2 separate regions of the Homo sapiens genome follow, and region 1 is linked to region 2. A link is an interaction called in ENCODE POLR2A ChIA-PET data of the cell type or tissue named here. Cell type or tissue: B cell. All regions are shown on one strand. Links, peaks and the distances in the headings refer to the core of each region. The heading gives the core; the rest is flanking DNA.

Region 1 (4,438 bases), core at 92-4,091, 74 kb before region 2:
AACCTCAGTTGATTCTTGTACTGAGGCAAGTTTGGGAATAAGGTCAGTGTGGGACGGGGTTTCGATCTTTTCTGTTCTGTTCTGCTGCTTTTTAGCTGTAGAATCTTGGGCAGGAGTGTCTGAGCCTGTTTCTTCATCTTTTAAAATAGAGTAAGGGTAGTACTTGTCTCTTAGGGAAGGAAGTTCAAATTAAATAAAATGATACTTCTAGGCAGTGGTCTTTAACTAGTGGCAGGTTTGTCCCCTTCCATTACCCTGGACATTTTTGCTTGTCACTCTGGGGGTGGGGGTGTTACTGGCCTCTAGTGGGTAGAGGCCAGAGATGCTCCCCAACATCCAAGAGTGTGTATGAGACAGCTCCCCACAATAACAAATTATCCAGCCTCAGGCATCTATAATGCCACCACTAGGCTGGGCACGGCGGTTCACGCCTGTAATCCCAGCACTTTGGGAGGCTGAGGTGGGATCCCTTGAGCTAGGAGTTCGAGACCAGCTTGGGCAATTTAGGGAGATGCCATTTCTACAAAAAATGTAAAAATTAGCCGGGTGTGGCAGTATGCACCTATAGTCCCAGCTATTTGGAAGGCTGAGGTGGGAGGATTGCTTGAGTCCAAGAGCTTGCGGCTGCAGTGAGCTGTGATCACATTACGTGCACTCCATCCTGGGCAACTGAGCAAGACCCTATCCAAAAAAAACAAAAACCCTATGATTGAGAAACCGTGCTTGCCTTGGTAAATGTTGGTTGTTAGTAATAAAGTTGAGTCCCTTTGCGGTTTCTTCTCTGGCCTGATCCAGGGACCCCTCTTACTCCCATGACGTTATGGGCATACGTTTCACATTTATTATTGGGATTGGTAATCAGATCTTTTAATCTCCTTTGAACTTTGGGAGTTGCTGAAAGCACCATATATTTTATAAAAGTCTAAAGTTTATAACCTAAACAATAGCTAACTAAAGACAAGACTCACAGGGCTGAAAGGAACTCTTGGTCAAATTGGTCCATCTGTCCTTAGGGCTTTAATGGGTGTAAATACATTGCCCGAGGTGGTTAAGTATTCTTTTGTTAATGAATTCTGGGGAGAACTCCCCTTGTAACTGCTTTTCACAGCTTGGTTATTTACAAAGACTTTTGATTTTACCTGAATAGAAAGCTTCTTTTGTCTTTTGTGTATTAGCACATTGCCAGATCCTGATTAGGTAGGTATTTGTGAAGTGCCTTAACTAATTTGTACCTTAACCAGGCTTCTTGCTAGAATACATGTTTCTCTAATGTATGCCTGGGTGCTAATAGTTTGGTGCTATGGAAACTACTTATATTTGGTTATTGGGGAGCAGAAGTAGTATGCATGATGAGGCTAAGGTGATGCCTGCCTGGCTTCAGCTGTGAATTTTAGAAATACACTGATTAAAGGTAAATTTTTTTTTCTGTCCTTACTGCTGGATTTCTTAATCTGGGAGGTACTTGATGGAATTTAGCCTTTTTATCCCTTGAAATTATAAGCAGCATTTTGTGTGCACTTTTTCTTATACATGTACCTTTTTCTGCTGTCAAAAGACAACATTTCAACACATTGAGTATAAAGATCTAATTGGATTTTATTATTGATTAACAAATTAGGTAGCACCCCATCTATAAAAAAATAGGTGCCCATTGGGCATGGTGGAACAATCGGTTTTTATAAGGTTGAGCAGGAACAGGAAAACAACATAGTACAAAAATGTGGGTTAACATCAGGTTACTTGAGGTTATTTTCCTTATAAGGGTTAAAGCAGAGGGAACTTCCTTATGCCAGCTCACACTGTCTGTCTGGGGATTTGGGTATCTTCTTTCCTGAAGGTAAGGTAAACAATTTAGAAGTTTAACATGAGTGACTCTATTTTGGTTTGGTCTGTTAGGGTCTAGGAGCTCGGTCCAAATTAGTGGCCTTCCATAGATTCTGTTTAACACTGGAAGGAGGGTCCGTAGTGTTGCGTGTGTTAGGGTGACTGCTGAGAGCACTGCTGAATCCTGGGGAGGGGCCTGCACCTTAGAACTGATCAGTTCTACAGTGTTAGAAACAGACCTCTTTTGTCAGAAATTAAGAATTCAGAAAAGTTCAAAGGATATAATTAAAGTTTTTTTTTTTTTGAGACAGAGTCTCGCTCTGTTGCCCAGGCTGGAGTGCAGTGGTGCGATCTCAGCTCACTGCAAGCTCCGCCTCCCGGGTTCACGCCATTCTGCTGCCTCAGCCTCCCGAGTAGCTGGGACTACAGGCATGTGTCACCATGCCCGGCTAACTTTTTGTATTTTTAGTAGAGACAGTGTTTCACCGTGTTAGCCAGGATGGTCTCCATCTGACCTTGTGATCTGCCTGCCTCGGCCTCCCAAAGTGCTGGGATTACAGGCGTGAGCCACCACGCCCGGCCTAATAAAGTTTTAAAATAAAAAAGTTAGACATAGCTAGGGTCACTTTTATGATTTTGGCATATAAAGAGTTGGCACTTATAAAATGTACATGGTTATGTAAATATGTTTTGTGTTTTAAAAATTTAATAGTTTTGAAATTTTCTTTTTGATATTGTGAAAGGAAAATAAATCTCGGTATCTCCAAATTACTAAGCCAAAGGGAAAAGTCAAGCTGGGAACTGTGTCAGGCAAACCTGCCTCCCATTTTTTTCCTAAATAAGATAGCTAGAAAAATAAAAATGCTACATACCTCCCTAACAATTTGCCCACAGGGAAATTCCTTGTGGACAAAGAACTCAAAGCCATCCCCTCTGTTCACCTAAGACAAATGCGTATCTGATTGCTTCCTCTGCCCTGTTGTTTTGCTAAGCCAGACTGAGGCATAAATGACTATGCCTCTACTCTCTTCTCACATGGAACTTGTGTATTCAGTGAAAGGCTAATCAAGAGACTTAAAAGAATGCAACTGTTTGTCTATTATCTACCTATGACCTGGAAGCCCCCTCCCCTGCTTCCAGTTGTCCGGCCTTTCCAGGCCAAACCAGTGTGCATCTTACACATATTGATGTCTCATGTCTCCCTAAAATGTGTGAAAACCAAGCTGTGCCCCATCACCCTGGGCACATACCATCAGGACCTCCTGAGGATGTGTCACGGGCACGTCCTTAACCTTGGCAAAATAAACTTTCTAAATTGATTGAGCTCTGTTTCAGATACTTTTGGGCTCACAGTATTTACAGACATAATTCAGCCCTAATCTAGCTGCTGCATTTAGTTGCATAGTGTGAATATTTCACATTTTACTTTTACATTTTCATAAATGGGTATATGGATTATTTAGGTTTTGTTATGAACAGAGCTCTGAATATTTATTTGCCTCGTCCTATACAAGTTTGATAATTTGTCTACGTTACATGCCCACAAATTGAATTACAGGATTCATACACTTTTTTATTTTTTTGAGTTGGAGTCTCACCCTGTTGCTCAGGCTGGAGTGCAATGGTGCAACCTCAGTTCACTGCAACCTCCAACTCCCACGTTCAAGCGATTCTCCTACCTTGGCCTCCCGAGTAACTGGGACTACAGGCGCGTGCCACCACGCCCAGCTAATTTTTGTATTTTTAGTAGAGACGGGGTTTCACCATGTGGTCCAGGATTGTCTCAGTCTCCTGACCTCCTAATCTGACCACCTCGGCCTCCCAAATTGCTGGGATTACAGGCATGAGCTACTGCTCCTGGCTGATTCGTATACATTTTAAGGGTTACTGGCTATTCTTACAATTATTTAATACTAAGAGACTTTAATTTCTGCAAAGCAGATGAGTGCAAAATAACCAGTTATAATGTTTCCCAAGTTAACAGAGGTTTAGTTATTTTTAAAAATGAGTTTATTGGCCATTTCAGTTTCTTCTCCGTAATTGCGTATCCATTTTCTTTGTGCAGTTTTTGGTTGGATTTTTGATAGGTAATTCTTCATATGTTGTGTATCTATATACTTTGTTATGTGTACATTGAAATTTTGTTTCCCAGTCCGTCTGGGAAACAAGTTACTTGTCTTTTAACCTTGTTTATAGTAATAACTTATTCTGAAGAAGCACAGGACTTGAACCAAAGGTGGAGAGTTTAAAGAACTACATCCAGTATTCTTTACCAATAAGAAATGTGTGGCCAGGCGCAGTGGCTCATGCCTGTAATCCTAGCACTTTGGGAGGCCAAGGCGGGCAGATTACCTGAGGTCCGGAGTTCAAGACCAGCCTGGCCGACATGGTGAAACCCTGTCTCTACTAAAAATACAAAACAATTAGCCAGGTGCAGTGGGGCATGCCTGTAATTCCAGCTACTCTGGAGACTGAGGCAGGAGAATCGCATGAACCCTGGAGGCGGAGGTTACGGTGAGCCGAGATCACGCCACTGCACTCCAGCCTGGGCTACAGAGCGCGACTTGGTCTCAAAAAACAAACAAGCAAAAAGAAAAAAAAGGTGTGACCAGTC
Region 2 (4,438 bases), core at 197-4,196:
CTGAGTGCCTTTTTCACTCAGCCTCCCAGGTAGCCAGGTCTACAGGCATGTGCCACCATGTCTGGCTAATTAAAAATTTTTTTTTTTGGTAGAGACAAGGTTTCATTATGTTGCCCAGGCTGGTCTCAGACTCCTGGCCTCAAGTATCCTCCTGCTTCAGCCTCCCAAAGTGTTGGGATTATAGGCCTGAGCCACCGTGCGCAGCCTAGTTGTTCTACCCATTATTGAAAATGGGATGTTGACATCTCTGTTACTCTTATATGATCCATTTGTTCTTCAATTGTTAGTTTTTGCTTCATGTGTTTTTGGACTCTTATTAATTGTATATATTTTTTATAATCGATAGGTCTTGATTGGCCTTTTTATTGTAACATGTATTTCTGTCTGTAGTAACAATTTTTGTTTTAATTCCTATTTTCAGTTTGATATTAGTATAGCCACTCCAGCTTTCTTTTTGGGTATTTGAAATTTTAAAAAATGGTATTTGGCCAGGCATGGTGGTTCACGCCTGTAATCCCAGCACTTTGGGAGGCCAAGGCAGGCAGATCGCTGGAGCCTAGGAGTTTGAGACCAGCATGGTCTCAACATGGCGAAACCCTCTCTCTACTAAAAATACAAAAAATTAGCCAGGTGTGGTGGTACACACCTGCAGTCCCAGGTACTTGGGAGGCTGAGGCTGAGGCACGAGAATTGCTTGAACCCAGGAGGCCAAGGTTTGCAGTGAGCCGAGATGGCACCACTAAACTCCAGCCTGGGTGACAGAGCAAAACTCTCTAAAAGAAGAAGGAAAAAAAAAAAAAGATGGTATCTTAAAATTTTTTAAAAATATTTTTTCTGCCAATCTCTTTTTTTTGATTGCAGTATTTAATCTATTTACATTTAATGCAGTTATTATAAAGTAGGAATTATGTCTGCATTTTGCTATTTGTCTTCTATATGTCATGTTTTTTTTGTTTATTTCCCCATTACTACTTTCCTTTGTGTTAAATATATAATATACCATTTTAATTACCTTAAAAAAAAAACTTTTTTTTTCACTTATTTTCTTAGTGGTTGCCCTAGAAATTACAAGTAACATCTTAGAACAATTTACTTTGAATTAACATCAATTTAATTTCAATGGCATTATAAAAACTTTGCCCCAGTTATAGCTCACCATCCCCATTTGTGCTGTTGTCGCACATTACATCTTTACACATTTTAAACCCATCAATGCAGTTTTATAATTCATACTTTATATAGTTAGTTGTCTCTTTTTTTTTTTTCTTTTGAGACGGAGTTTTGCTCTTCTCACCAAGGCTGGGGTACAGTGGTGCAATCTCGGCCCACTGCAACCTCCACTTCCCAGGTTCAAGTGACTGTCCTGCCTTAGCCTCCCAAGTAGCTGAGATTACTGGCTCCTGCCACCACGCTGGCTAATTATTTTTGTATTTTTAGTAGAGATGGGATTTCACCATGTTGGCCAGGCTGGTCTTGAACTTCTGACCTCAGGTGATCGGTGTGCCTCGGCCTCCCAAAGGGCTGGGATTAGAAGCGTGAGCCACCCACACCCAGCCTAGTTAGTTGTCTTTTAAAATCAGATAGAAGGAAAAGAGTTACAAAAATGCATGTATACTGTTTTTATATTTACTTACTCTATTATTCCATGGGTGCTCTTATTTCTTCATGTGATTTGAGTTACTATTTTATGTCCTTTCATGTCTGCCCAAAGGACTCTCTTTTAGCATTTTATTTTGAGGCAGGTCTGCTAACAATGGATTCTCTATTTTGGCTTAGCTCGCACTGTTAATTTCATCTTCATTTTTGAAGGAAAGTCTTAATTTCTTTTTTTCTGTTTCTCACGTGGGATAATCTCAATTGGCCTATCTTCAGATTTGGCAGTTCTCTCTTCTTCAGGCTAATATCTGCTGCTGAGCCTCACCAGTGATTTTTTTTTTCATTTCCGTTATTGTAGTTTTCAACTCTAGAATTTCTATTTCACTCTTTAAAAAATGTCCGTTTTTAAACAGCATTTCTGTTTCTATTGATATCATTTTCGACCTTTCTTTTTAATTCTCTAGGCAGACTTTTTTTAACTCTTGTAAATATTTATAATAGCTGATTAGCATCCTTGTCTTATAAGCCTACATGCTAGACTTCCTTAGGGATGGTTTCTATTACCTGCTTTTTTTCCTATGTATACTTCATACTTCATACTTTTTTTTTTTTTTTTTTTTTTTGAGATGGAGTTTTGCTCCTATCACCCAGGCTGGAGTGCAATGGCGCGATTTTGGCTCACTGCAACCTCCGCCTCCTGGGTTCAAGTGATTCTCCTGCCTCAGCCTCCCGAGTAGCTGGGATTACAGGTGCCCACCACAATGCCCAGCTAATTTTTATATTTTTAGTAGAGACAGGGTTTCACCATGTTGGCCAGGCTGGTCTCGAACGCCTGACCTCAGGTGATCCACCCGCCTCGGCCTCCCAAAGTGCTCGGATTACAGGCGTGAGCCACCATGCCCAGCTTACTTTTTGGTTTTCTATATGTCCCGTAATTTTTCCCGTGAAAAACTGGACATTTTAAATCATATGGCAACTCTGGAAATCAGATCTCCCCTCCCAGCCATGTGTTGTGTTTGCCGCTGCTGTTGTATTTGCTTGTTTAGTGACTTTCCTGTACTAGTTATCTGAAGTCTGTATTCTTTGTCATGTTATGTGATCCTTGTCATGCTATGTGTAGTCTCTACTCCTTTAGCTTAGTGGTCAGCTAATGATTGAACAGAGATTTCCTTAAATGCTTTGAGCCTGTAAGTCTACCAGCCTTTGTTGAAGGGCTGGGTATGTGTTGTTGGGGCACGTTTCAATGCTCTGGAAGGCAATTGACAACTCTGCCTTAACTTTCAGTTCCTGCTTGCACAGTTGCTCAAGGTCTTTCTCAGGCTCAGACAAATGACAGTGACTCTGACAGTGAGTCCAAGAGGCAGGCCCAGAGATCCTCTGCTTCTGAGAGTGAGACAGAAGAGTCTGATGATGACAAGAAGCCAAAGCGCAGAGGGTGTCCCAGGAGCGTGCGGAAGGACCCTTTGAGATCTTTCCTCTGCATGGACACAGACCTGCACATGTCAGAGCTTTTCAGAGTATCTATCCTATGAACATCTTTCCTCCCAGTTTTTCTTTTTGTCTTTGTTCAACCTTTTGTTATTTCCAGTTGGTAATGTTGCCTCAGGCCGTCATGGTGTTAAATCTTTGCATCTAATTGTTTTTGACCAATGAATTTTGGACAGGGCTATTCACACAGTGAGTTCTGGGTCAGTCCAATAAAGACAAGCCTGAGAATGGAGCTTCTTAGGGTGCTGTTAGCCAGGTCCAGTCATTCTGGGGGAATAGGGCTTTTGGAGAACTCTCAACCTCTTCTTTACCCTCCAGTGGCTGCTGTGCTGCTGGTTACACAGCTATTGTAGTTGCAGAAGTGTTAGTTTTGAAGGCTGTCATGCAGCTGGGGTTAAGGGGTGGGAATAGTGCAAGTTAAAAAATGCCTTGAAGCTTGCTGAGCCATTTTCTTGAATAAATTTCTTAGATGGCTGCACGCATTTGGTTAATTTCCAGAGTTGTGACAATACTGATTGTGACCGTTTATGCCAGCATTCCTATTGCTTTTATGGGGGAGCAGATTTTCACAGACCCTTAGTCTGTCATTTCGGAAGTGTTGTTATTTAGACATAAAATATTTCAGTGTCTGTCAAGAAGGAGAAATGCAGTTAAGGAGTAATCCTCAGGTTTTGTTCATATATAATACTTTCCTAACCTTTGTATCTGCGCTGTTCCTTTAATGTTGTTTTTAGCTATTGTCATATTCAGTCCCATTTTATTCTGTAGCCATGTCTTCTCATTTCCATTTTTCCCTTAGCATCTGTCCTTACATGGTTATATAACCCAATTATCATAGTAATTTGGCATATTACATGATGCCCTTAATGTGTCATGAAGTCCTGGTTTTTAGTGGAAAGTACTGGTGACCAGCCTGTAGGAATGGGGATGATGGCATGAGTTGGTATGTAGCATAGTTTAGGGTAGAGACTTGCAGGAAGATAGATTGGATTTTTGGGAGGAGAGGTCAGTAGAGTTTCCAAAATTGTTTGCCTAAGAAGTTTTAAATCATATTTTACTGTGCCTTATTCCAAAAACTATTTGAGACAGTCAAAAAAATCTTAACAGCTGAAAAATCATTGGTTTTCTAATAACGAAAAATATGGTATTGAAGGTAACAGTGGTGAACTGAATACGCTGATGAAACGATATAAGGGTTTGTCACAATAGAGTCGTGATGATTGAATCCTTTATGACACAGTGAAGTCTATAAACTTGTATCTTCTAAAAAGGATATTAGAGCTAAGTCACAGTTCTCTAGCATGTTATCTAAGCAGGTTTATGTACAGTCACTGAGAATAAAGTTGATCTTTAA

The links. Peaks named below come from ENCODE experiments on the same cell type or tissue, not always from the same donor. Only the 100,000 strongest peaks of a DNase experiment are listed, where the experiment ranks them.
Region 1: POLR2A ChIA-PET joins it to region 2 with 8 read pairs; 6 of 35 experiments call an interaction of 5 or more read pairs at or near these places.

What each region holds. Positions count from the first base shown.
Region 1 is chr15:92,913,165-92,917,602 of GRCh38, forward strand. The region is part of intron 2 of CHD2 (chromodomain helicase DNA binding protein 2); the gene reads left to right. Among named protein-coding and RNA genes, the nearest start is that of MIR3175, 11 kb to the left of the region's middle. RefSeq lists an enhancer at 4,135-4,438. In B cell, for the core only: no CTCF peak of the experiment used is centred there; a DNase peak (open chromatin) is centred at 1,877; H3K4me3 peaks cover 2,243 bases; H3K27ac peaks cover 4,000 bases.
Region 2 is chr15:92,986,830-92,991,267 of GRCh38, forward strand. All of the region lies in intron 26 of CHD2 (chromodomain helicase DNA binding protein 2), which reads left to right. Among named protein-coding and RNA genes, the nearest start is that of MIR3175, 85 kb to the left of the region's middle. In B cell, for the core only: no CTCF peak of the experiment used is centred there; no DNase peak of the experiment used is centred there; H3K27ac peaks cover 423 bases.